Linked DNA regions of Homo sapiens: region 1 is linked to region 2. Evidence: chromatin loops called from intact Hi-C (ENCODE). Cell type or tissue: heart right ventricle. All regions are shown on one strand. Links, peaks and the distances in the headings refer to the core of each region. The heading gives the core; the rest is flanking DNA.

The links. Hi-C counts contacts between places; a loop is a spot of excess contacts. Peaks named below come from ENCODE experiments on the same cell type or tissue, not always from the same donor. Only the 100,000 strongest peaks of a DNase experiment are listed, where the experiment ranks them.
Region 1: a loop joins it to region 2, with 4 times the contacts of the local background. A loop is called at or near these places in 39 of 110 quality-filtered maps.

The regions. Positions count from the first base shown.
Region 1 is chr17:42,925,128-42,938,139 of GRCh38, forward strand. It overlaps the pseudogene RNY4P2. Among named protein-coding and RNA genes, the nearest start is that of G6PC1, 31 kb to the left of the region's middle. RefSeq lists enhancers at 3,322-3,898, 3,788-3,937. In heart right ventricle, for the core only: a CTCF peak has its summit at 4,312; DNase peaks (open chromatin) are centred at 3,744 and 4,284; H3K27ac peaks cover 804 bases.
Region 2 is chr17:42,711,609-42,727,616 of GRCh38, forward strand. It overlaps EZH1 (enhancer of zeste 1 polycomb repressive complex 2 subunit), which reads right to left. Exons shown (of 21, transcript NM_001991.5): 5 at 12,697-12,816; 6 at 11,187-11,307; 7 at 8,665-8,841; 8 at 7,497-7,599; 9 at 6,846-7,009; 10 at 6,368-6,459; 11 at 1,601-1,781; 12 at 681-877. It also overlaps the pseudogene RPL34P30. Among named protein-coding and RNA genes, the nearest start is that of MIR6780A, 11 kb to the left of the region's middle. In heart right ventricle, for the core only: a CTCF peak has its summit at 9,594 (motif pointing right); no DNase peak of the experiment used is centred there.

The DNA of each region.
Region 1 (13,012 bases), core at 403-8,402, 210 kb after region 2:
CTTTGAATGTCTTAGTGCCAATCTACTCGTTTCCTTCCTTCTCTGACAGCCAACAAGTTGATCATTCAATTAACAGAACACTTAGATTACTGTCAACTTAAAGTTAACATCTTTATTACTGTAATAAGAAATTTTTAACTCTAAAGGTTTCAAATTATTTGTTCATAAAATCCCTTATGATTACCACTTATGTAAGCAGGGTCCATCTTTTAATTTAATAATTTTTCAGCTGGAACAATTCGTTCATTTCACAAGTATTTATCAAGCATCTGCTATATTCCAGACATTTCTGGAATTAAAATAGCTAGTATAGGCCGAGCGCGGAGGCTCACGCCTGTAATCTCAGCACTTTGGGAGGCCGAGGCAGATGGATCACCTGAGGTCAGGAGTTCAAGATCCGTCTGGCCAACATGGTGAAACCCTGTCTCTACTAAGTACAAAAAATTAGCCAAATGTGGTGGTGCATGCCTGTAATCCCAGCTACTTGGGAGGCTGAGGCAGGAGAATCACTTGAACCTGGGAGGCAGAGATTGCAGTGAGCTGAGATTGCGCCACTGCACTCCAACCTGGGTAACAAGAGTGAAACTCCTTTTCAAACAAAAAAAAATTTTTTTTTTTTGTAAAGACAAGGGCTCTCTATGTTGCCCAGGCTGGTCTTGAACACCTAGACTCAAATGATCCTCCTGCCTCAGCCTCTCAAAGTGCTAGGATTACAGGTGTGAGCCACCACACCCAGTTTAGGTTCTTAATATTTTACCCCAAACCTGGTCATCTCTACAATTCTGTATCTCAGTGAATGGTAAGTCCATCCATCCACACGCTATCTTCCTCCTTCCCATCCATCCTCCATCCATCAAATCCTCTTACTTTTACCCCTTAAATATCTCTAAAATCTGCCATTTCTTGCCATTTCTACTGCTGCCTACCCCAGATAAAAGTCACCACCATCAATGGCAATGGCCTGCAATGGCCTTCTTTTTTTCTTTTTTTTTTTTTGAGACGGAGTTTCACCTTGTTGCCCAGGCTGATCTTGGCTCACTGCAACCTCCGCCTCCCAGGTTCAAGTCATTCTCCTGCCTCAGCCTCCCAAGTAGCTAGGATTACAGGCCCATGTCACCACGCCCAGCTAATTTTTATATGTTTAGTAGAGACGGGGTTTCACCATGTTGGCCAGGCTGGCCTAGAACTTCTGACCACAGGTGATCTACCTGCCTCGGCCTCCCAAAGTTCTGGGATTACAGGTGTGAACCAACGAGTCCAGCTGCAATGGGCTTCGTAAATGTTCCCTGCATTCACTCTCGCCCTTTTCATATCCATTCACCAGAAGACTGATGGAGTGATCTTTTTAAACCCAAAATCTGATATCACACTCTTGCTTGAAACTTTTTAATGGATTATCACTGTTCTTAGGATATAAATCTTTATTATGAAAAACTTGGCCAGGCGCCGTGGCTCATGCCTGTAATTCCAGCACTTTGGAAGGCCGAAGAGATAGGATTGCTTGAGTCCAGGAATATAAGACCAGCCTGAGCAACGTAGTGAGACCCCCGTCTTTATTTTTTGCTTTTTTGTGTGTTTTTTCATTTCTGCTTTTTTTTTTTTTTTTTAAGACGGAGTCTTGCTCTGTTGCCCAGGCTAGAATGCAGTGGCTTAATCTCAGCTCACTGAAACCTCCACCTCCCAGGTTCAAGCAATTCTTCTACCTCAGCCTCCCGAGTAGCTGGGATTACAAGCACACACCACCACATATGGCTAATTTTTATGTTTTTAGTAGAGACTGGGTTTCACCATGTTGGTCAGGCTGGTCTTGAACTCCTGACCTTAAGTAATACACCCGCCTCGGCCTCCCAAAGTACTGAGATTACAGGAGTGAGCCACCCTGTCTGGTCTCACTTCTTTTTGTATCTTTTTCCTTCATCTTTTATTTTCTACCCATCTCTCCATTTTTAAATTAATACATACATAAATTTTAAAAAGGAAAAAAACTTGTACATGAATATTCAGAGCAGGATTATTCATAATAGCTAAAAAGCAGAAACAACCTGAATGTCCATCAACTAATGATAAATAAACAAAATATAGCCTAGCCATAGAGTGCAATATTATTTGGCCATGGAAGGAATGAAGTATGAATACATGCTAGAGTGTGGATGAACCTTGAAAACATTATACTAAGTGAAAGAAGCAAGGCACAAAAGATCACATACCATATAATTCCATTTATAGAAATGTCCAGAATCGGCAAATCCATAGAGACAGAAAGTAGATTGGTGGTTGCCTAAGGCTAGATGTTTGGGGGAAATGGAGAGTGACTGCTGAAGGCTGCAGGGTTTTTTTTTTAGGGTGACGAAAATGTTCTCAAATTGACTGTGGTTATGTACAACTCTGTGAATATACTAAAAACCAATGAATTGTATTTTTTTCTTTTTTTAATTTCTTTCTTTTTTTTTTTTTTTTTTGAGAGAGTCTCACTCTATTACCCAGGCTGGAGCACGGTGGCATGGTCATAGCTCACTGCAGCCTCAACCTCCTGGGCTCAAGAGATCCTCCCAACTTAGCCTCCAGAGTAGTTGGGAATACAGGTAGATACCACAATGCCTGGGTAACTTTTTAATTTTTCATAGAGATGAAGTTGCACTGTGTTGCTCAGGCTGATCTCAAACTCCTGGCCTCAAGCAATCCTCCCACCTTGGCTTCCCAAAGTGCTGGGATTATAGGCATGAGCCACCATGCCCGGCTGAATTGTACATTATTTATTTATTTTATTTTATTTTTTTGAGACAGAGTTTTGCTCTCATCCCCCAGGCTGGAGTGCAATGGTGTGATCTCAGGTCACTGCAACTTCCGCCTCCCAGGTTCAATCAATTCTCCTGCCTCAGCCTCCCGAGTAGCTGGGATTACAGGCACCCACCACCACACCAGGCTAATTTTTATATTTTTAGTAGAGATGGCGTTTCACAATGTTGGCCAGGCTGGTCTCAAACTCCTGACTTCAAGTGATCCACCCACCTTGGCCTCCCAAAGTGCTGGGATTACAGGTGTGAGCCACCGCACCCCAGCCACAGCATTTCTTTTCTTTTCTTTTCTTTTTTTTTTCTTTTTGAGATGGAGTCTCTCTCTGTTGCCCCAGACTGGAGTGCAGTGGCGCAATCTCAGCTCACTGCAACCTCCACCTCCTGGATTCAAGTGATTCTCCTGCCTCAGCCTCCCAAGTAGCTGGGATTACAGGCATGTGCCACCATACCCAACTAATTGTATTTTTAGTAGAGACGGGGTTTCAGTATGTTGGCCAGGCTGGTCTTGAACTCCTGGCCTCAAGTGATCCACCTGTCTCTGCTTCCCAAAGTGCTGGGATTACAGGCATGAGCTACCTCAACTGGCTACCAAATTGTGCATTTTAAATGTGTGAATTTTGTGGTGTGTGAATTATATCTCAATAATGCTCTTACCAAAAAAAAAAAAATCTTTATATGGCCTCTGAAAGCTTACCTCAGCTGGACCTTGTCTACCGCACCTCACCTGGTCTCCTTCACCTCATTCCACAAAGCACAGCCAATGTCATCTTGGTTCCTCCAATGCAACACACTCCAGCCCTCCTCCGAGCTTGGGCTTTTACACACCCCCCTTCTTAGAACACTCTTCTGCCTCTTCACATAATTCAGTCCTCCACATTGGTATCACTTTCTCAAGGAAGCCTCCCTGCCCACCCACCATGAGTCATGATCAAGTTCCTCTTCTGGGCCTGCCAAAGCACCCCTTTTACTTTGCTCTCTACCAAACGTCACTTTGTGATTATTTGGATCATGTCCGTCTTCCCCACTAGACTAGGCCCCATGAGTGCAGCTCCATGCCTGCTTTGCTCACTCTTGCACTTAAACCCTGTGCCTAGCCCTGGCCTAACACATGAGGAGGACTCCAGATATCTTGGTTGAATAATAAATGAGCAATATATTACTGTTTGCCCCTAACTTGGAAAACAAATGATAGGTTCAACAATTCTAGAGCTCCACAAATGACTCAGCAAAAACATGTTCGGAGGCACTCCCAACGTGAAATTAGAAGGTTGGAAACTCAGAGGACGGGACAGGCTTAGATAGAAACATTGGCCTCTTCCCAGGTAAGTTCTCCCCAGGAGGTGGGGAGCAAACTCTCTGAGCAGCCAGTTACAGGGAACTCATGACTAAGCTCTGTTGCTGTTTATCAAGATACACACTGACTCTCAGAAGTTCTAGCGTGAACCAAATCCTGCTTCAACCCCATGGGCTTTCAGTGTAGGACTTTTTCTTTTTGTTGGTGATCACACACCCTACTGGTGGCTTAACCAATTACATTGCCTCAGCCCCTGTGACACTCCAGCTCCGCGTCCCCTTTATGATGCTTCAAATATCATAAAAGCAGAGAAAAATCATATGTCATATATCAGAAAATCATATATCAACTTTTTTTTATTTTGAGGTCTTTCACACACTGAACTTATTTTAATCATAATTGTCAATTATAAATAAACATAATTACTATGTTCCTTTTTTGATGTCAAATTGTTGCAATTTGGACAGTGGCTTCCTTATCCTTCTACCATTGCTGGCCTAAAATCCTTGTGTTCTAGGCCCATTCCAAATTTTCCTTGTTCCAAGACACAGAATCAGCCACCCACTAAGAAGTCTCATTTCCTTTTGATGGGTGCACGAGAGTGGGAGGTTAGCAGAAGAAATGCTGTTAATGGGCTAGGTGCAGTGGCCTAGCCTGTAATCCCAACACTTTGGAAGGCTGAGGCAGGAGGATCACCTGAGGTCAGGAGTTCGAGACCAGCCTGGCCAACATGGGGAAACCCCATATCTACTAAAAATACAAAAAATTAGCTGGGCGTGGTGGTGTGTGCCTGTAATCCCAGCTACTCAGGAGGCTGAGCCAGGAGAATTGCTTGAACCCAGGAGGCGGAGGTTGCAGTGAGCTGAGATCATGCCACTGCACTCCAGCCTGGGCAACAGAGAGAGACTTCATCTCAAAAAGGAAAAAAAAAAAAAGAAGAAGGAAAAGAAATGCTGTGGCCAGGGCATGGTGGCTCACGCCTGTAATCCCAGTACTTTGGGAGGCTGAGGCAGGTGGATCATGAGGTCAGGAGCTCAAGACCAGCTTGGCCATTATGGTGAAACCCCATCTCTACTAAAAATACAAAAATTAGGCAGATGCCTATAATCCCAGCTACTCAGGAGGCTGAGGGAGGAGAATCACTTGAACCTGGGAGGCAGAGGTTCAGTGAGCCAAGATTGAGCCACTACAGTCCAGCCTGGCAACAGAGCGAGACTCCATTTCAAAAAAAGAAAAAAGAAAAAGAAAAAGAAATGCTGTTAATGAACTGTATTTTAGGGTCAGAGCCAGGAAATTATATTTCTCTTAAAGCTTATGGGTTCACAATAATGTTTCCAATTGAACTCTATGTTGTAATTTTTTATTCAATATAAAATATTTTCAGGCCAGGCCCGGTGGCTCATGCCTGCAATCCCAACACTAGAAGGCAAGACGGGAGAATTGCTTGAGACCCAGAGTTCAGGACCAGCCTGGGTAACATACCGCAACCCCCTCTCTATAAAAGAAAAAAAAGATATAATTGTTTTCATTTATTTTATCTGCAATATTCCTGCATAGAGATTTAATCTTCACCCTCACTATAATTGCATTTCCTTTACTAGCCCTCATTTGCCTTGCCAACCGCCATTATACCGTCCCTTTGCTGATGGTGATGTCTGTTGGCTTGGTCTCCTTGTTCTGGTTGACCAGACTATCCTCCTGTTATAAACAGCAGGAAACACAACCCCAAAACACACATACACACACACTGGAAGCCTACATGAATTTCACATGCATCGTTTGAGGCAGCCTCCTGAGAGCCAGTCATCCTTCCAAGACAGTGACTGCTTCGGGAGTAAAATCATAACTGAGAGAGTCTCAGGGAACTTTGTTGTTGTTTTACTGAGTTGACATTTGGGAAGTTTAAGGTCTTTATTGCTCTGACAGAGTATTTTAACTTAATTTTTTTTGTTGAGACAGAGTCTTGTTATGATGCTCAGGTTGCTCTCGAACTCCTGGGCTTGAGTGATCCTCCTGCCACAGCCTCCTGAGCAGCTAGGATTACGTAGGTGCACGTCACCATACCTGGCTCTTTATCTTGCTTTTTGTCATTAGAAAAGTATCACACAAATGAATTACAAAGAAGATCATTTCATTCAGAAATGTTGGAAACTACTGAAAAGTATAAAGATGAAACTAAAAATCACTCCAATCTCATCATCCAGAAATAACTGAGGGCCAAGGCACAGTGGCTCGCATGTGTAATCCCAGCACTTTGGGAGGCTGAGGCAGGAGGATCACTTGAGCCCAGGAGTTCAAGACCTGCCTGGGCAATATAGGGAGACTCTATCTCTACAAAAAAACACAAAAATACGAAATTACAAAAGAAACAAATAACTGAAGCTAACATTTTGAAAAAAGAAGTAGGCCGGGCGTGGTGGCTCACGCCTGTAATCCCAGCACTTTGGGAGGCCAAGGTGGGCTGATCACCTGAGGTCAGGAGTTCAAGACCAGACCGACCAATGTGATGAAACCCCGTCTCTACTAAAAATACAAAAATTAGCTGGGCATGGTGGCACATGCCTGTAATCCCAGTTACTCGGGGACTGAGACAGAAGAATCACTTGAACCTGGGAGGCAGAGATTGCAGTGAGCCGAGATCGCACCATTGCACTCCAGCCTGGGCAACAAGAGTGAAACTCCATCTCAAAAAAAAAAAAAAAAAAAAGAATACTGAGAATATGAAAAACCTTTTTTTTTCTAGATCCATCAATGCCTCTTGAAGAGAGTATCAAAAATCAATATGAAACTGAAAGAGCTACTGAACTGCAGACAAAAATTTCATCAGATACATCAGAGATTTCTCTAAAGGTTAAAAAGAAACGTGAGAAATATTAAAAGTCAATTGCCTGGTGTGGTGGCTTGCACCTATAATCCCAGCTACTTGAGAGGCTGAGGCAGAAGAATCCTTTGAGCCCAGAAGTTAGAGTTTACAATAAGTTCTGATTGCACTACTGCACTCCAGCCTGGGCCACAAGACAAGAAGACTCTGTCTCAAAAAAAAAAAAAAAAAAAGAGTCAGTTGTACTATTCTGCTTTGTGGTTTTGTGTATTAATCTGCAATTTATAGAGTTTTAATGAAAAGTCATCAGTGTTGGTAGAATGCTGATTTAAATGTATTTATGAGAAAATGTCACCTTGTCACCTGAGTTAAAACACACAATCAAAATGGCAGGGTGAAAACTGTGGACTCCAAAGTTCATGCTTTCACTAATTTCTTTTCTTTTTAAAAAAACATTTTTGGCCGGGCGCAGTGGCTCACGCCTGTAATCCCAGCACTTTGGGAGGCCAAGGTGGATGGATCACAAGGTCAGGCGATTGAGAACATCCTGGCTAAAACAGTGAAACCCCATCTCTACTAAAAATACAAAAAAATTAACCAGGTGTGGTGGCGGGCGCCTGTAGTCCCAGCTACTCGAGAGGCTGAGTCAGGAGAATCTCTTGAACCCGGGAGTTGGAGGTTACAGTGAGCTGAGATCGTTGCCACTGCACTCCAGCCTGGGTGAGAGAGCAAGACTCAATTGCAAAAAAAAAAAAAAACCTGGCAGGTAACTGTGTTTTGTTTTATTCTTAACTAATGTTTCTTTTTTTCTTAATCCAGTGAAATTTAGCAATGGGGGGTTGTATACCAACTTTAGTGACACTAATGTTAATAAGTTCTGATGACCCACTACCATCGGACCAGCCTAATGTTTCTTAATGAGAAACATTTCTTTCTGGGTGGTTAAACTTAATCAACCGTCCCATAAAAACAAGAAGACTCCTCTGCTGCCTAACTAAACAATCAAAAAACCAATTTTTTAATTTAAAAAAAAGGTTTAAGATTCAAGCCTACTTTTAGGCTCATCCTCTAAGAGAAATGAGTAAGCAAAGGCTGAGCTATAATCACAACATCCAGAGCTGCACTCAGTCCTGAAGCACCAGAACACACACATGGGCTGCCTGAGCTCCTCAAGTGCCCCTGCTGCCGCCACTGTTACCAGAAAGAAAAAAATGAGGTTGGTTCGCCTGGCAAGTAACAAACGACTTGCCATGAGAACACAGGGTTTTTTGTTAGTTTTTTTTGTTTGTTTTGGGGGTGGGGGGGTTTGAGACAGAGTCTCACTCTGTTGCCCAAGCTGGGGTGCAGTGGCGTGATCTCGGCTCACTGCAACCTCCACCTCCTGGGTTCAAGCGATTCTCCTGCCTCAGCCTCCCGAGTAGCTGGGATTACAGGCATGTGCCATCACACCTGGCTAATTTTGTATTTTTAGTACAGATGGGGTTTTGCCATGTTGCCCAGGCTGGTCTTGAACTCCTGACCTCAGGTGATCCACCCGCTTCAGCTTCCCAAAGTATTAGGATTACAGGCATGAGCCACCACGCCTGTTCGGAGAACGCAGGTTTTGATCAGTAGGAGTTTTACTCGGCACAAGTAAGGAGGACACTGGGCGTGTTCTCCAAAGCAGTGTCTCCCCGAGGGAAAGTAACAGAAAGGTTTTCCAGGGTGATAGAAATGGGAGAGGGTGCATCATCGCTAGTAGAGGAGGGGTCCCAATTGTCCAGATGCAGTGAGGCATCATGCCAGCCCATAGGTTACACGTGATGGTAATGAAGCCGTTGCTCCTGCTGGGGTGCAGACTCTAGCACAGTCATGAGGAAAGTTCACTCTGGTTCCTCTATGAGTTGGGGTCTGTCAGGAGCTGGTTCCAACAAACAAGGGGACCACATTCCACACAGGGTTTAGGGAAAACAGGCTGCAGGGCGGGAGGCTGTAGAACTGGCTGATTGCTCAAGTTGACTAAACCCCTATAATCCTTGGAGACCCTTCCTGTCTGCTTACAGCACCTCCCCATTCCCCCAACACGGCCACAGCAATGAAGGGCCCAGCAAGGCACCCCCAGAACCTTGTTCCAGCCCCAGCAGAGCATCCTTCACTCCTCTCTTTCCCTCGCTCCTCCCTTCAATCATCAAGTATGTCCAAAACCCACTCCTCCCCCAGATCCGAGTCTCCATCTCCTCTCACCAGGATTACAGTGCCAGCCTCCAAACAGATGCCGCCTCCTCTACTCCCTCCTTTGCCTCCCCCTACAGTCTCTCAACACAGCAGCTGTGCTGATTACTTGAAAATGAGGGCCTGGTGCGGTGGCTCACGCCTGTAATCCCAGCACTTTGGGAGGCTGAGGCAGGTGGATCACCTGAGGTCGGGAGTTCGAGACCAGCCTGAGCAACATGGAGAAACCCCATCTCTACTAAAAATACAAAATTAGCTGGGCGTGGTGGTGCATGCCTGTAATCCCAGCTACTCGGGAGGCTGAGGCATGAGAATCGCTTGAACCCAGGAGGTGGAGGTTGTGGTGAGCCGAGATTGCACCACTGCACTCCAGCCTGGGCAATAAGAGCAAAACTCCATCTCAAAAAAAAAAAAAAGAAAGAAAGAAAGAAAGAAAAGAACGTCAGACACTGGCCTTGTGCTTAAAACCTTTCATGGGGTGGGATCTCACTCACAGTAAGAGTTGTAACCTTACAGGGGCCCACAAGACCCCTTTCTCTCTAACTTCATCTCCTCCCACTGTTCCCTGCAGCCCCCACTCAGCCCCTCCAGCCCCTGCGGTCCCTGGTGAAGGCCAAGCACACTCCAGCCATAGGGCCTTGGCCCTGCCCACCCCTCCAGTGTTCTACCCCCAGATACCTGTTTGCCTGATGCCCTCATCTCTGGCAAGTCTCTGCTTATTTCTCAGTTCCCTCCCCTCCCATCCACTCCCCTCCCCTCCCCTCCCCTCCTCTTCCCATCGTCTTTCCCTCCCCTCCCTCCCTCCTTTCCTTCCTTCCTTCCTTCCTTCTTTCTCTTTCTTCTTTCTCTCTTTCTTTCTCTTTCTTTCAAAGGAGTTTAGCTCTTGTTGCCCAGGCTGCAGTGTAATGGCACAATCTTGGTTCACTGCAACCTCCGCCTCCCAGCTTCAAGCGATTCTCCTGCCTCAGCCTCCCGAGTAACTGGGTTTACAGGTGCCCACCACCATGCCCGGCTAATTTTTTTGTATTTTTAATAGAGACGGGGTTTCACCATGTTGGCCAGGCTGGTCTTGAACTCCTGACCTCAGATGATCCTCCCACCTTGGCCTCCCAAAAGTGCTGAGATTACAGGCATGAGCCACAGCACCTGGCTTTTTTTTTTTTTTGAGTTTCACCGTTTTTTGGGGGTCTCACTGTCGCTCAGGCCGGAGTGCAGTGGTGCAATCACAGTTCACAGCAGGCTAGGCTTAAGTGATCCTCCCATCTTAGCCTCCAGAGTACCTGGGACTGTAGGTGCACACCACCACACCTGGCTAATTTTTTTTGTATTTTTTTTTTTAGAGATGAGGTTTTGCCATGTTGCCCAGGCTGGTCTCAAACTCCTGGGCTCAAGCGATCAGCCTCAGCCTCCCAAAGTGCTAGGATTACAGGCATGAGCCACTGACCCCAGCCTGTTTCTGTTTCTTAATGAGATCTTCCAGGACCACCCTATTTAAAATTTCAACCCACCCTACTACCTTCCTCTCCACACTCCTACTTCCTGGATTCCCAATTCTCCTTCCCTTCCCTTCTACTTTTCCTTTTATGTCCCCCTTAGTGCTTATCACTTTTTAACACAATGTATAATGGCGGGGCAAAGTGGCTCACGCCTGTAATCCCAGCACTTTGGGAAGCCGAGGTGGGCAGATTACCTGAGGCCAGGAGTTCCAGACAGTGTGGCCAACATGGGGAAACCCCTGTGCTCTACTAAAAATATGGAAATTAGCTGGGTGGTGATGCACACCTGTAATCCCAGCTACTCAGGTGGCTGAGGCACAAGAATCACTTGAACCTGGGAGGCGGGGGTTGCAGTGAGCCAGGATCACACCACTGTAATCCAGCCTGGGTGATAGAGGGAGCCTCCGTCTCAAAAAAAAACCAACATAATGTATCACTTGTTATGTGTACTGTTTATTCTGAGTGCCTGCATCACTAGAACATAAGCTCTACTAGGAAGGGAATTGTTGTTTTGTTCACTAATGTATCCGCTGGCACATGGTAGGCACTCGATATATATTTGTTGAAATTGGTCAATGCTCATGCCACAGCAATTGGTAAATAATTTGAATATATTGCCTGAAAATATCCTATAAAACTATCCTATAAAAGATAGTCAAAGGAAAAAGAAACAATGAAGCACATCATGGACAAATGATTGTGGTTAGCAACAATCAACTCTTTACATTCAAAATGATTATACAGGTCTGGCACAGTGGCTAATGGCTGTAATCCCAGCAGTTTGGGAGGCCAGGGTGGGTGGATCACCTGAGGTCAGGAGTTCAAGACCAGCCTGGCCAACATGGTGAAACCCCATCTCTACTAGAAATACAAAAATTAGCCAGGAGTGATGGTGGGCGCCTATAATCCCAGCTACTTGGGAGGCTGAGGCAGAAGAATCACTTGAACCTGGAAGGCAGAGGTTGCAGTGAGCCAAGATCGCACCACTGCACCCAGTCTCAAAAAAAAAAAAAAGAAAAAAAAAGATTATACATAAAATCAGAGTATCTGTCCGTCCCACTGCTCCTGCCAACCTTGCCTTACCTAACTGCAGGCAGCTTGCCTTTGTTGGTGTAGGAAGTGTACTGCTCCTGCTTCATTAATTCTCAAATTCATTTCAAAATCATAGATTGCTGGCCAGGCGCAGTGGCTCATGCCTGTAATCCCAACACTTTGGGAGGCTGAGGTGGGTGGATCACTGAGGCCCAATGAGGGCAACATATGAGCAAAGCTGGGCTGCAAAGACTGGCTTCTGTTGGCATCAGCAGTCGCCTGGGCTATAAACATTGACAAGATTCTCAACACAAACAAAACAGAGATACTGGTAGACAAACAGCAAACAAACAATATTTGATTTGATTCGATTTGTTGGATGAACTCCAGCAAAATAAGAGAACAATTCAAGAAAGAGGAATATATAGGATATAGGAAAGAGTGAAACTGACCGAAGACTGCCGATAAAGACATTGCAACATAACAGCTGCTTTACGTGATGATGAATGTTGAAGTCCTCAGTGAGCTGCAGGCCTTAAGTCTTGTCTTCTGGCCGGGCGCGGTGGCTCATGCCTATAATCCCAGCACTTTGGGAGGCCGAGGTGGTTGGATCACTTGAGGTCAGGAGCTCGAGACCAGCCTGGCCAACACGGTGAAACCCCGTCTCTACTAAAAATACAAAAATGAGCCAAGCATGGTGGTGGACGCCTGTAATCCCATCTACTCAGGAGGCTGAGAATCGCTTGAACCCAGGAGGCAGAGGTTGTAGTGAACCGAGATCGCACCACTGTACTCCAGGCTAGGTGACAGGGCAAGACTATGTCTCAGAAAAAAAAACAAAAAAAGAGAAATCTCCGGTTTGGCTAGAATGATGGAGTTAAATGCACAAAATATCAAGCATCAATTTAATTGGAGAAGAACTGAAACTCGTCAAAAATAGAGATGATAATTTCCAGAAGGCCATAGCTTGTCCCTTGATTTCCTGCTTGTGTTTTGGGAAACGCCATATTCCACATCCCATGGGCAAGTCATCAGAAGCCACAAGGGCACAGGACAACCAGAAGCCTCCTTTCAGGCTGGCTGAATGAGGGGCTCTTTAATCTTTTTCTTCTGGCGGAGGCCTTGGCAGCCACAGGCTCACAGCACCCTCTGCTGTTAAATTGCAAAGGATGGTGCCTGAGTTTTGAGACTGAGACTGCTAAAGGATTCTGGTCTGGGGCAGGAAGAAAATTACATGAGCCAGAGATATTCAAAATTGTTTTAATATCTCTAAATAAGTAAATAAAGAGCCAGGTGTGGTGGTGCCCAGTTACAGTCCTGGCTACTCGAGAGGCTGAGGTGAGAGGATCGCTTGAGCCCAGGA
Region 2 (16,008 bases), core at 4,933-12,932:
CCACTCCAGCCTGGGCAACAGAGCGAGATTCTGTCTCAAAAAAAAAAAAAAATTAGCTGGGCATACTGGCCTGCACCTGTAGTCCCTTGCTACTTGCTTGGCTGAGGGGAGAGGACTGCTTGAGCCCAGGAGGCGGAGGTTGCAGTGAGCTATGATCATGCCACTGCACTCCAGCCTGGGCGACACAGTGAAACCCTGTCTCAAAGACAAAATAAAGATAATCTAGTGATAGAAAATGTGGAGAATAAAATGACTGAAGAGGCTGGCGGAGTGGTGGAGGGAGCAGCAGCTGCAGCAGCTGCAGCAGCAGCAGCAGTGTGCTCATTAACAAGAGCCACAGAAAGACCTGGGAGTCCCTTCTGGGAAAGGGGTACACATTTAGAAAGGAGGCCAGAGCCAAAAAAAAGAAGCGAAAGAGTGTAGGACCCAGAAGCATTAAATAGAGTCCAGACAGAAATGAGCATTCAGCAAGGAGGAGGCGGGTCCCCAAACATCATTAGGCCTGGCACTTGCAGAAGGGCCATGTTTGGGAAACTCACAGAAGCACAGGCTCATCAGGGACTGAACTTAAGACAACTTCTCTCCAGACCCAGACACACAGCCTGGTAAGATGGCAAAGGGCTGGACAGAGCAATGCGTGAAAGGAGGGGCCCATTTGTTCTGCTGCTTCCAGATGGTACCTGCTTGCACGTCTTGGTCCCCAGAAGCCTGGCTATTGAACAGAAGTTGTTGAAGTAGGTGCCATGGAAGACTCGAAAAAGAGATTCTTCAGCCCCAGTCCATTCCACAGGCTCCGAGGGTGCTTCCACTACGCAGAGTTGAGGTGGGGCTGGACTAGCCTTCTGTTTTGTGGGAGTCTGACAGCGAGAGTTAGCCTCTGAGAAGGGAAGAAATAACAGAATCAGAAGAAGGTAGAATGCAGTTGTCATCAGTAGTTTGTCACAAACTCAGAAGTACTTCATTCTACTTTAAAAGGTAGAACAGTTAGGAATGAAAATATTCCCTATCTTTAGGCCAGGCATGGTGGCTCACGCCTGTAATCCCTGCATTTTGGGAGGCCGAGGTGGGTGGATTGCTTGAGCTCAGGAGTTCAAGACCAGCCTGGGCAACATGGCGAAACCCTGTCTCTACTAAAAATACAAAAATTAGCCAGGCAGGGTGGCTCACGCCTGTAATCCCAGCACTTTAGGACGCCGAGGCAGGCGGATCACCTGAGGTCAGAAGTTCAAGACCAGCCTGGCCAACATGGCGAAACCCCGTCTCTACTAAAAATATAAAAATTAGCCGGGCGTGGTGGCAGGCACCTGTAATCCCAGCTACTTGGGAGGCTGAGGCAGGAGAATCGCTTGAACCTGGGAGGTGGAGGTTGCAGTGAGCCAAGATAGCACCACTGCACTCCAGCCTGGGCAAAAAAGCGAGAGACTGTTTCAAAAAAAAAAAAAAAAAAAAAGAAAATATTCCCCATCTTTACTGTTTACAAAACTTGTAGAAAGAATTTATAATTTTTAAGAGGTAGTAAAGTTAAGTGTCAGGCAGTGATCCTGGGTTTACCAGAGTCCTTGCATGGAAAGAAAAAGTCTTCATTTTCTGTTCATCGTACCTGAAGAACTGGAGGCCCAGTCATTGCCTGTGTCCCTGTCACTGTCTCCTTCTTTAGTCTCAGCCACAGCAGAGGCTGAGGCATTGGAGCAGGAAGCACTGACTATGTGGTGCCTTCTCCGGCGACGACCAGAGCACTTGGAGCGGGGGTTGTGGAGCATGGCATACTCCTTTGCTCCTTCCTGCAGTGGACACATTACAGACAGGAAATAGGAACAGGCCCATCACCATATTGATCTCATCATCACAAACTTTCATCTTTACAACATCTGTCTACAATAATAGTGTCTTTTCTTTTTCTCTGTACCATATAATAAGTATGATCATATAACAATGAGAGCTGCTTAACAAAACTTACGTACTTTTTCACAAAAGAGTTGTCCTATAATGTTTTTTTGTTTGTTTGTTTTTTTGAGACAGGGTCTCTCTCTCTTGCCCAGGATGGAGTGCAGAGGCCTGCTCACTGCAGCCTCGAATTCCTGGGCTCAAGTGATTCCCTTGCCTCAGCCTCCCAAGTAGCTAGGACCACACGCACATGTCACCATGCCCAGCTAATGTCCTATAATCTTAAAAAAGATATAATCTATGCATCTGTGTCTTCAATTTTCCAGTGAGTTGTATCTAAAATTAACTTGCGTGTTACTTGTTTGGAATTTGAGAACACATTCTCCTATGGATGAAGAAATGAGATTCAGAGAGGGGAAGAAACTAGCTTGAGAGTATGCAGCTAATAGTTCCAGAGGGGTATAGGAATCAGGGCTCCTTGTCTCCCTAGGCCACTATTCTTTCCAGTCTACCACACTTTCTCTGTTTCCTTAATAAAATGTGTAATGCTTAATCTGTACAATCTTACTACTTAATTTTGAAACTTCCTCCCAAATCTGTGTATGAAACTCAGAAGAATATTGTTTCATTATTTTACAGCTATCACCCCCTTTTTTAAAAAATGAAATAATTATCACTCACCTAGATCATCAATATTTTCTCATCAGACTTGGTTTTCAAAGACTTCCTAGCTGTTTCTGAAAACTAAATCTATTTCTACAAAATAAAGGTTTATCTTCCAGTGACATTGTCTAGAGGCACTCAGAATGGTCCAGCATTTGACATACATGTAGGCTTTCCTACAATATAGCTTTTAACAAAACTAGGCTGTCCTGAGCCCCTGGTAATAGAATTGATTACCTTTATACCAAGAGGGTTGGGAAAGCACTGAAATCTGCATGTGGCGTGTGCCCAGCAGACTTCGGGGGGTTTGTGCTATGAGACCTAAAGTTCCTATGAGATTGTCCAAAACAAAAAAGCATGTCAGCAGGGCCTATGGTGGATCCGTGTGTGCTGAATGTATTGGTGCAGGAGCAAGTGTGCTTTCCTTAGCAAGCAGCAGAAAATTGTTGTGAAAGTGTTGAAGGCACAAGCAGAGTCAGAAAGCTCAATTTAAAAATGAAGTTTTTTTGAGTAATAAAAATGAAAAAAAAATAAAGGTTAACTATCATTAAGGGTATCTGGAATTTGGAATAATATACAGTAAGGCCTAAAGGAAATTCCAAAAGAGAAGTTTCAAAATTAACTGAACCTGATATTATGTGCCTATGCTGTGTATGAAGTATACAGTATCAATTATACTATTTTAAACATTTATATATATTTACATATAATTTTTATATATTATATATATAATATATAATATGGAAATATATTATATAATTATATAATTTATATAAATATAAAATATATATTTATATAATATATAAATATATGAAATTTATATAAATATATTTATATATAATTTATATAAATATAAAATATATATAATTTATGTAAATATAATTTATATATTATATATGTATTTATATACTATATATTACATGTATTTATATATTATAGATTATATGTATTTATATATTATATATAATAGATTATATGTATTTATATATTATATATTATAGATTATATGTATTTATATATAATATATATCATAGATTATATGTATTTATATATAATATATATTATAGATTATATGTATTTATATATAATATAATATATAATAGATTATATGTATTTATATATATATATATTTTTTTGAGACGAGGTCTTGCCCTGTCACCCAGGTGAGTACAGTAGCATGATCTCAGCTCACTGCAGCCTTGACCTTCTAGGCTCAACTGATCCTCCCACCTCAGCCTCCCAAGTCCAGTCCAGCTAATTTTTGTATTTTTTATAGACATGGGGTTTTGCCATGTTGCCCAGGCTGGTCTCGAACTCCTAGGCTCAAGCTATCCACATGCTTCAGCCCCCCAAATTGCTGGGATTACAGGCGTGAGCCACCATTTTAATATAATGGCCAAACATTTTAACATAAATAAAATCAAGTTTCCAGACCTAATTTCTAGGTTATAAGAAAGAGGAGACAGAAGAACACAGAAATGACACTGTGAAAAAACAACAGATGAATCCAGGATGTGGGTCATCCTACAAGACAACCAGCCTGGAACTTTTAAAAAGATTTTAAAAGTGATAGAATTATTTGAGATTAAAAACGAGTAAAAAGACATAACAAGGCCGGGCGCCTTATTACACCTGTAATCCCAGTACTTTGGGAGGCCAGGCAGTCTGATCACCTGAGGTTGGGAGTTCAAGACCAGCCTGACCAACACAGAGAAACCCTGTCTCTACTAAAAACACAAAAATTAGCTGGGCGTGGTGGCGCATGCCTGTAATCCCAGCTACTTGGGAGGCTGAGGCAGGAGAATCGTTTGAACCCGGGAGGTGGAGATTGTGGTGAGCTGAGATTGCACCATTGCACTCCAGCCTGGGCAACAAGAGTGAAACTCTGTCTCAAAAAAAAAAAAAAAAAGACATAATAACCAAATATGATGTCTGACTGGATGATCCTGGTTTGGAAACAAAACAAAACAAAACACAACACAAAAATACCTATTCTTGGTACAGCTGAAAAAAAAATTGAATATATTAATAGAATGGGTAATAGAGGATACTATACAATTTTTATTAATTGTCCTAGGTGTAATAATGTGGTTATGTAAGAGAATGTCTTTATGCTGAAACATTTACCAAATGAGCATCACAATGTCTGCAACTTATTGTCAAATGGTTCAGCAAAAGATATACATACGCAAATTTATGGAGAAAGGAGATACAGAAAAAAATGTTATCAAATCCAGGAAGAAGGTATCTTTCAACTCTGCATGATTGAAAATGTTCTTAGTAAACAGTTGGGGGAAAATAGTCCAGCATTATATTTAATATGCACTCAAACCTAAAACGCAATAAAAGAAAAATTGTGCATACATTATCTCTGTAAGTTAAACATGCATACATTTCAGGCATTGGCAGCATCTTCGTAATACATGTACAGGGTATCAAGGTGACTCCTGTGAGAAGGGCAATGACCTTTTGACTTATATAAATGCTGGTATGTTGACATAACATGGCATATATATTTTTTTAAGGATGAAGTAATTTCATTTTATTATTATTTTTTTTTTGAGATGGAGTCTCACTATCTCACCCAGGCTGGAGTACAGTGGCGTGATCTCGGCTCACTGCAGCCTCCACCTCCTGGGTTCAAGCAATTCTCCTGTCTCAGCCTCCTGAGTAGCTGGGATTACAGGCGTGCGCCACCACACCTGGTTAATTTTGTATTTTCAGTAGAGACAGGGTTTTTCCATGTTGACCAGGCTGGTCTCAAACTCCTGACCTCAGGTGATCCACCTCCCTCAGCCTCCCAAAGTGCTGGGATTATAGGTGTGCACTACGACGCCTGGCTGAAAAACATGGAGTAATTTTAAAAGCATGATCTGTGGAGTTAGACCCTGACTTGAATTTCATCGCTGCCATACCGCTGACTTATCAACAAACTTTAGGCAAAATATATAACTTTTGTAATCCAGTTTCCTCTACCTCATGACACTGTTATAGGATGAAAATAAGACAAGGTATGTTAAGGGTCTACTATGATACTTGGCACATAGGAAGGAGTCAATACACATTAGGAAAAAATAAACCCAATAACGTCTATTCTTTTGCTTTTACAGTACGGCCCATTTTCCACATGTGTGCCCAACAGCATTCTCTACCATCTTTCCATCTATTATCCCACTAAAGATGGTTCCAAAAGCACTTGGCTGGTTGTATAATATAATTTTAATAGGTGGCAGAAATTTTATCAAGGTATTTTATTCATCGCCTAGGCTCATCCTATTGTGTAAAAAGCCCAACTGTGTCTTTGGCAAGTCCAGTTGATCTATTTCCTTCTAGCTCTCAATATATGGCTTCCCCACAGGTATGCCAGACCATTTATGCTGCTTCTTAAGGTCTGTCCATCAGGGAACGGTCCATCTGGTTGATCACAACAAGACATCAGCATCATCACGTGCTATTCGTCTCATAGTTATATGCATTTATAACAAGATAGCAAAGAAACTAGAGTGTGTACCCACCCCCCCAGCATACACTTTGCTCCAATTCTAACAATACAGTTTTAGGCTCTGAAATCTAAGCAGATGATATTTAGAGCAGGCAAGCCTTTAATGATCTTCGAATCTGCACTCCATCAGACTAACTTTATAGTGCTACCATGTCTGGGGAGTTCCTTAAGAGCGGTCCCACAGTAACTGGGGAGCTCCTTAAGAGCAAAAGCCATGTTTTATTTGTGCTATATGACCCCCAGAGTGCTGTGTACTGGCTCACGTGGCTTGTGTTCCCAGAATGAAGTTAATAATGCCAGAACAGCTTAAGAACATACCAGCAAAAGGAAGCAGTCTGTGCCACATGGTTCTGGTTCAATCTTGATTTCTTTATTCTTGCGTTTATATACATTAGGGGTGGCATGAAAAGCTGGAAAACAAAAACTGTCTTGTTGCCAGTGGTCTATCCACTTGACAAGATGGGGAGAAACAAAAGTGAATTAGAGAGCTATTGTAGGAGTTAGAATTCGATATAAACGGCTACCATCAGGGTGCACAAAATTCAGTCATTTCTGACATCAACACAATGCTTTCAAAGCTAAGAGGTACTGAGGGACAGATAAGTTGCTAGTTAGTCTGTCCCTATCATGCAAAGCATGTTGCACTATAATTGAGCAAGGGAAAATAGAACTGGCCCTTTGTAAAACGTTAGAACAGAAGCCAGGAACTCTATACGAGAAACCAGAACAAAGAGAAGGAAATGGTGGCTGGGGATGGAAGAGAGGAGAGCATTTCAAACAGAGTAGCCCCACTCACGGTGAAGGAAGCAGTCGTATTTAAAGCAGCGCCGGCAAAAAAGTGTGTGGAAGGAGTGCAGAGATTGCTCCCGCTGCACAGACTTGGCATTGGGGCCATCGATGTTGGGTGTGCACTGAGGGGGAAGTGCATTGGGGTCTGACATCTCTGTTAGTTCTCGATACCTATTTAAGAAAAGAGAGATAAGAGTTCCTCCGAGGAACTGCCTCCACTGAGGAAATACAGATTGGGTACTGACAGTAGCTCACCTACGGTCTGCCAAGGGAGGATGGGTGTTTTTTATAGGTCTGGTTGATAAGAGAATGGTAGATAACTAGAGTGGGTCCACCATTGTAATTATGCTGGGTTGGGCAAATGTTGGAAAGTAAGGGGAGGGAAGGATTTGTTAAGATGGTGCTGGAGTTAACTCTCCAGAAAAATGGCAGAGTAAATGTTCTCTGCCCAGACTCACTCAAAAGCCAGTATACGATGACCCTTAATATAGTAAGGGGGGCATTTAGAGGTAATTGAGTAAGCAAGAAATAATCAAATTGCGGGCAAATCATAATGCCCTTACCATAAACAAAGCTTTTTACTAACCAAAAATTAGGAGGGAATAAAGGTTTTGTCCGAGCACTCTGTATATGGCCTAAGTGGGACAGCTTTCCCTACCTCTCCTTCATGTCATCTGGGACACCATTCTCAGGGAACATTGAGGCAATTGCACTGAAGATCATGTCATTTGGGAACTGTTTCTTGGAACTCTTTTTGTTGCCTGAATTGGAAATGATAAAAAGCTCCTGAGTGCGATTATCAGAACACGTAAACAAATCTGTGTGATCTTTTTTCCTTTTGTCATAGCATTTTGATTACAGCTGCTTTGTTAACCTAACCACTGATTGTTTGGAGATATATAAACATCAGTGCTATCTGGACTTATCTGATATATGCTACCAGTAAATAAGGAAGTTAGAGTAGTCTACATATTAACAACAAAATCCACAGTCCCAATTAGAATCTGGATGTGAGGTGGCTCACGCCTGTAATCCCAGTCAGTACTTTGAGAGGCCGAGGGGAGCGGATCACTTGAGGCCAGGAGTTTGAGACCAGCCTGGCCAACATGGTAAAACCCCAACTCTACTAAAAATACAAAACTTAGCTGGGCATGGTGGTGCATGCCTATAGTCCCAGCTACTTAGAAGGCTGACACACAAGAATCACTTGAACCAGGGAGGTGGAGGTTGCAGTGAGCCGAGATTGTGCCACTGCACTCCACCTTGGGTAACAGAGCAAGACTGTGTCTCAAAAAAATAATAAATAATAGATTTTAAAAATAAAAATAAGAATTTGGAGGTGAAAAGAGTGTTCATAGAGAGGCCTGAACATAGAAGAATCCTATCATGAAGTGGATGCTGAAGAACTACACTGATACTATAATTATGATACAATAAAAGAGAATACACTATGTCCCTGGACATATAGTATAATTAAACTATTAAATTTTAAATTAAACATTAGTGACATGGAAAAGTACTCATAAGATTAAATAAAAAGGGATATAAAATTTGATATATACATATATATAAATTGGCATGATCCCAATTTCACATGAGACATATAATTAGAAATGAATAGCAATGATTATTCTATCAGTTCTTCTACTTTCTTCTTCACCCAAGTCACAGCTATCTGAAGCTATCACTTAATGATCATGTTCTCCTTTTAAGTGAACCAACAAGAAGCACCAACAGCCTTTAATAGGCAACAAATCTTTCCAGTTCTTCCTTCTTCCCTATCCCTGTCACTTTAAAAAAGGAATAAGGGAGCCAGTGCTACGTACCTTCAATAGCATGTCGCTTTCTCTTTCTTGTTACTGGCAGATCTTCTTTGCTGTCATCCTGCTTTCCATCTGAGGTGTCATTGTGCCCTTCCTCCTCCTCATCTGAGTACTGATTCAGGGCATCGACCAACTCCAGAAAAACAGCATCACTAATCAGAACGGATCCAGGGATCATCTCTGAAACATGAGGATTCGAAAGATGAGCAGTGGTCACTTCACATTCCATTAGTCCTCCTAGGCAGGTTTTCTTGTACTCACTCCAGAGGCCCAGATATGTCACATGTGTACATTTTTACATGGGAGATCAGGAAATTACAATCATTTGATTGGCTCCTACACATGCAGTGGGCAGCTGGCTAGAGTAGGAATACAGCTATAGGCTTTATTTATTTTTATTATTTTTTTTAGACGGAGTTTCGCCTTATTGCCCAGGCTGGAGTGCAATGGCGCGATCTTGGCTCACCGCAACCTCCACCTCCCAGGTTCAAGTGATTCTCCTGCCTCAGCCTCCCGAGTAGCTGAGATTACGCATGTGCCACCACCCTGGCTAATTTTGTATTTTAGTAGAGACTGGGTTTCTCCATGTCAGGCTGGTCGTGAACTCCAGACCTCAGGTGATCCGCCCGCCTCGGCCTACCAAAATGCTGGGATTACAGGTGTGACCCACCGTGCCCAGCCATAGGCTTTATTCTTACTGAAGAACTTCACTTCCTCAGTCACAAGTCAACTCTGAATTTCTGGTTCAAAATCTCATGAAAGTGTTCAAACAATCTCCAAGTAGGGCAGAGAAAAATAATAAAATGAAAATTCTCTTGGCTTTGCTGCTGATGGGTCAGTAATGACGTCTCTAAATCAAAAGACAGCAATTTTTCCTAAAATTGTACTTTATGGAGATGTACTACAATTTAGGAGGTCTTTGAACACTAGGAGGCACTGTGGACAAATAATGTAGTTCAACAGCATCACAACAGTGCCCACAATTGTCAAAAGAGCAGGTGGGGCTGTTGGTTTATGAAGTGATGGAGAGCCTCTCCTCTTTCCATTTCTTACACACGGACAGACTTTTCTAGAATTATGACTAAATCCAAACAATTGGCTTTTAGGAAATTCAGATTATTAAAACCAACTTCTGGGAGATTCAGGGGATGCCTGGATCAAAGAAGTATGACAGAGAGCCTCATTGCCATTCTCAGAGAAAGAGAAATAAAGAACAAAATGGTCTTGGATGTCCTTATGGAAAACTCCTAAGCCCTAAGATTAAACTTATTTGTACAATAAACTTTCTCTCCAGCCACTGATTACTACATAATCCTTTTATGTCCCAACTCCTTTTAAAATTTAACTAGGATACTTTAAATAATTTTTATTTCTGTTTCTGCTGCTTGAATCAGAAATAACTAGGGTAATAAAAAAAAAAAAGAAAGAAAGAAAAAAAGAAATAACTAGGGTATTTTGGGCCAGGCATGTTGGCTCACTCTTGTAATCCCAGAGCTTTGGGAGGCCAACGTGGGAGGATTGCTTGAGGCCAGGAGTTTAAGACCAGCCTGGGCAACGTGGTGAGACTCCATCTCTACAAAAAATTTTAAAAATAAGCCAGGGCCGGGCACGGTGGCTCACGCCTGTAATCCCAGCACTTTGGGAGGCTGAGGTGGGAGGATCACAAGGTCAGGAGATCGAGACCATCCTGGCTCACACGGTGAAACCCCATCCCTACTAAAAATACAAAAAAGTAGCCGGGTGTGGTAGGCGCCTGTAGTCCCAGCTACCTCGGGAGGCTGAGGCAGGAGAATGGCATGAACCCGGGAGGCGGAGCTTACAGTGAGCCGAGATTGTGCCACTGCGCTCCAGCCTGGGTGACACAGCGAGACTCTGTCTCAAAAAAAAAAAAAAAAAAAAAAGCCAGGTGTGGTGGAGTGCACCTGTAGTCCCAGCCCCCCAGGAGGCTAAAGCAGGAAAATCACTTAAGCCCAGGAGGCTGAGGCTACAATAAGCTATGATCATGCCACTGCATTCCAGCCTGGGTGACTGAGTGAGTCCCTGTCTCTAAAAAAAAAATAAAAAAAAAAATTGGGCTAGGCATGGTGGCTCACGCCTATAATCCCAGCACTTTAGGAGGCCGAGATAGGTGGATCACCTGAGGTCAGGAATTCGAGACCAGCCTGACCAACATGGTGAAACCCCATCTCTACTAAAAATACAAGAATTAGCTGGGCATGGTGGCAGACACCTGTAGTCCCAGCTACTTGGGAGGCTGAGGCAGAAGAATCACTTGAACCCAGGAGGCAGAGATTGCAGTGAGCCTAGATTACACCACTGCACTCCAGCCTGGGCAACTAAGGCAAAACTCCGTCTCAAAAAAAAAAAAAAAAAAAAATTAACTCCCAGCCATGTGATGACATTGAAATATTCTGCAGTGTGTACCCCATGGGGCAGAAGATAAAAGCAAGATGGCAAGATGATGAGGTACCAAAGAAGAGGCCTGATTCTAACAAAATTTTCTCCAAGGAGTTCAGTACCACTACCTTCTTCACCATGGACTTTCCCATCATAGTTATTGATCAGCTCCTCAATAAAAGTCTCATCTTCTTCTTTCACTTCATCTCCCATGTAGGGAATATTGCACAAAACCGTCTCATCTTCTACCTGAAACCAAACCAGATGTGATTTATTCCATGAAGCCATCATGCATCTGCTCTTTCCTATTTAGTGGAATCTTTGCTGAGCTTTGTTTGTTGCTTGAGTCTCCTGAAAATGCCTTTGTCCCAGAGTTTCCTGCATTTTAAACACTGGCCATTTTGTTTGGCCAAAAAAACCTCAAATGGGGCCAAGTGTGGTGGCTCACGCCTGCAATCCCAGCACTTTGGGAGGCCGAGGCAGGCGGATCATGAGGTCAGGAGATCGAGACCATCCTGGCCAACATGGTGAAACCCCATCTCTACTAAAATACAAAAAATTAGCTGGGCGTGGTGGCGCATGCCTGTAGTCCCAGCTACTAGGGAGGCTGAGGGAGGAGAATCGCTTGAACCTGGGAGGCAGAGGTTGCAGTAAGCTGAGATCGCGCCACTGTACTCCAGCCTGGCGACACAGTGAGACTCCGTCTCAAAAAAAAAAAAAGTTTCATAAGTAGAGAGACAGATGGATAAATAAAAATGAAGGCTTCTAAGATTATGATCTGTAATTTAACTACAAAATAAACTGGGCAATCATAAGACATGGGTATTCTATAAGATGGACTAAGATTCTCCAATAATAAAAAAAAATTATGATTACAACTCATGCCAGTCACACTCAATGGGAACCTAAAGTCAACTGCAGCCTAGGCTATGGATATTTTCTGGCAATAAACAATAGTAAATAATTTTGGGGGAGTGGGGTGCTCAGCAGAGAATATAGTCATTCTAAAATCCCCAAGTAGCAAGTAAAATTATTCTGAAGTTTTATTCTAAGAGATGATTCCCTTCTATAAACCTCGACCTCATTCCAACCAGTAGTACGGCTATCTGTCACCAGGCAGATGATAAGCAATGGCAGTATTTAGAGAGGAATGATTATCAAAACCACAAATAATCCTAGTAGGAGTCAGCACAAAGGCCCAGATGAAAGGACTGTGTGCACGTCTGTTGTCTCAGTTGTTTTTGTAGCATCTTGCATTTAGAGAATTCAGAAAGGATTACTCCATCAACAGGGAGCAGACAACCTGCTCAAGCCTCAAGAGTCTGATTTAGACTGCATTTAACTGTACATAATATTGGGCCAAGGTACTAAGAGAAAATTGAAATCTTGCCCAATATTATTCATTTAAAAAAGAACCAGCATCAATTCCAAAGCACACATCAGAGAGCATAAAATCTGACAAGTTAGAACAACTTGCAATATATATTGTTTAGAGTAAGTAAATTACAACCTTGTTCTGCCCTGCATGTCCTAGCTGTGTTAATTACTGGACAATCTTTACCCTAAGAGGAGCTCTGGCATATCAACATAACACAATCATACAGTTTAAATAACCACCACAGTGCTTTCAATACATACCATAAAGTTCTGTTGGAGAGGGGACCAGGAATACATGATGGGAACCAATGCAACTGTGTTCAGTGACCTCATTAACATATGTTGGCTTGCAAATCCCGGGAAAATGCTCTCTATGGTACACTGAAATATAAGCAATGACATGGAGAGGGAAAGACGGGCATATAACCCAAGAAAGAAATGTAATTTCCTTCCAAAATTGGCTGGGCATAGTGGCTCATGCCAGTAATCCCAGCACTTTGGGAGGCCAAGACAGGCAGATCACTTGAAGTCAGTTGGAGACCAGCCAGGCCAACATGGTGAAACCCCATCTCTACAAAAACATAATACAAAAATTAGCTGAGCATGGTGGTACACACATGTAATCCCAGCTACTTGGGAGACTGAGGTATGAGAATCACTTGAACCTGGGAGGCAGAGGTTGAGTGAGCCACTGCACTCCAGCCTGGGTGACAGAGCGAGACTCTGTCTCAAGAAAAAAAAGAAAAAAAAGAGAAAAAAAATGATCTTAGTAGCCTCTAGTTCTTACAAGCTAATAAATTAAATTTTTAAAATTCAGATGGCATTTAAAATTATAAAAAATTTGACCAGGCATGGTGGCTCACGCCTGTAATCCCAGCACTTTGGGAGACCGAGGCGGGTGGATCATGAAGTCAGGAGATCAAGACTATCCTGGCCAACATGGTGAAACCCAGTCCCTACTAAAAATACAAAAATTAGCTGGGCGTGGTGGCACATGCCTGTAGTCCCAGCTACTCGGGAGGCTGAGGCAGGAGAATTGCTTGAACCTGGGAGGTGGAGGTTGCAGTGAGCCAAGATCACGCCACTGCACTCCAGCCTGGCGACATAGCGATACTCCGTCTCAAAAAAAACAAAAACAAAATTTTAAAAACAACTTAATAAATTCAGAGTTTTGTAACATCATCTCCTAAAAGGAATCCCTAGACTGCAAACTTGTGGAAAGTAGAAACTCTTTTTTTTTTTTTGAGACAGGATCTCACTCTGTTGCCCAGGCTGAGTGCAGTTGTGCAATCACAGCTCACTGCAGCCTCTGCCTCCCAGGCTAAAGCCATCCTCCAACCTCAGCCTCCCGAGAAGCTGGGATTACAGGCATGTGCTACTACATCCAGTTAAACAGCTAATTTTTCTTTTTTTTTTTTGTAGAGACAGGGTCTCGCTATATTGCCCACGCTGGTCTCCAACTCCTGGACTCAAGCAATCATCCTGCCTTAGCCTCCCAAAGTGCTGGGATTACATGTGTGAGCCACTATGCCCAGCCAAAAGAAGGGACTCTTATTCACCTTTGTGTCCTCTATAGAGTTCAGCACAGTACTTCCCATACTCAGCTGATGTTTACCTCAGCTCAAACTGTTGGTCTACCTGGGTTATACACAACAGTAAAGAGCCTCTGAAAGTCCTAAAAGATGAGGAAGTTTTCTGAAGACCTAAACTTTAAGACAGTGGACATCAACTTAGCTGCATAGGTGATAGGGATAGTACATGGAGAAGCAAAGTGGTATAGAAATTATAGTAACATTCTGCTTCAGGAAAGATATTTGCTCTCAATACACTATCTGCTTTTCGTTTTTTGTTTTGAGACAGGGTCTCACTCTGTCGCCCAGGCTGGAGTGCAGTTGCACGATCTTGGCTCATTGCAACCTCCGCCTCCCAGGTTCAAGCAATTCTCCTGCCTCAGCCTCCTGAGTAGCTGGGATTATAGGTGCACGCCACCACGCTCGGCCAATTTTTGTATTTTTAGTAGAGACAGGGTTTCACCATGTTGGCCAGGCTGGTCTTGAACTCCTGACCTCAGGTGATCCACCTGTCACAGCCTCTAAAAGTGCTGGGATTACAGGCATGAGCCACTGCACCCAGCTTCTGCTTTTTTTTTTTTTTTTTAAGAGACAGTCTCTTTTTTTTTTTTTTTTTTGAGACGGAGTCTCGCTGTCGCCCAGGCTGGAGATCATAGCTCACTGCAGCCTTGAACTCTTGGGTTCAAGTGATTCTCCCACCTCAGCCTCCCGAGTAGCTGGGATTATAGGCATACACTACCATGCCTAGATAATATTTACTTTTTATATTTTAAAAATATTATCTATTTCCCAGGTGTTGGAGGTTACAGTAAGCTATGATCATGACACTGCACTCCAGTCTGGGTGACATAGTGAGATCTTGTCTCTAAATAATAATAATGATAATTTATTTTCATAAAGTTTCTTTTTTTTTGGAGATGGTGTTTTGCTCTTGTTGCCCAGGCTGAAGTACAATGGTGCCATCTCAGATCACTGCAACCTCCACCTCCCGGGTTCAAGCAATTCTCCTGCCTCAGCCTCCCTAGTAGCTGGGATTACAGAAGTGTGCCACCATGCCTGGCTAATTTTTTTGTACTATTAGTAGAGATGGGGTTTCACCATGTTGGCCAGCCTGGTCTCAAACTCTTGACCTCAGGTGATCCACCCACCTCGGCCTCCCAAAGTGCTGGGATTACAGGTGTGAGCCACCGCGTCCAGCCAAAGTTTCTTAACTAGAAAATTCTTTTATTTATTTATTATTTATTATTTTTTTTGAGACACAGTCTCACTCTTTCACCCAGGCTGGAGTGCAGTGGTGTGATCTTGGCTCACTGCAACTTCTGCCTCCTAGGTTCAAGAGGTTCTCAGGCCTCAGCCTCCCAAGTAGCTGGGATTATAGGTGTGCACCATCACACGCAGCTAACTTTTGTATTTTTAGTAGAGACAGTGTTTCGCTATGTTGGCCAGGCTGGTCTCAAACTCCTGGCCTCAAGTGATCCATCTGCCTCAGCCTCCCGAAGTGCTGAGATTACAGGTGTGAGCCACTGCGTCCAGCCCCCGTAATTATTCTTGAAGCTGCAGATTTACTATCTTAATTATTCAAAGTTGACTAAAATAGCTGTATCTATTAACCTTAACCTTATTTATTTATTTCCTTTCTTTCCTTTTTCTTTTTTGGACATAAGGTCTTGTCTGTCAACCCAGACTGGAGTGTTGTGGTGAAATCATAGTTTATTTCAGCCTTGAACTTCTGGGCTCAAGAAATCCTTCCACCTCAGCCTCACAAGTAGCTAGGACTACACCACCATGTCTGGCTACTTTTTTAAAAAATTTTTTAGAGACACAGTCTATGTTGCCCAGGCTGGTCTCAAACTCCTCACCTCAAGCGATTTTCCCACCTCAGCCTCCCAAATAGCTGGGAATACTTGTGTGAGCCACCATACCTTGTCTTACTTATTCACTTTCTAAAAAGTCACAAATATAGGAAAAAGCTTTAAGCCCAAGGAAGAGAGGAAGACTGAGC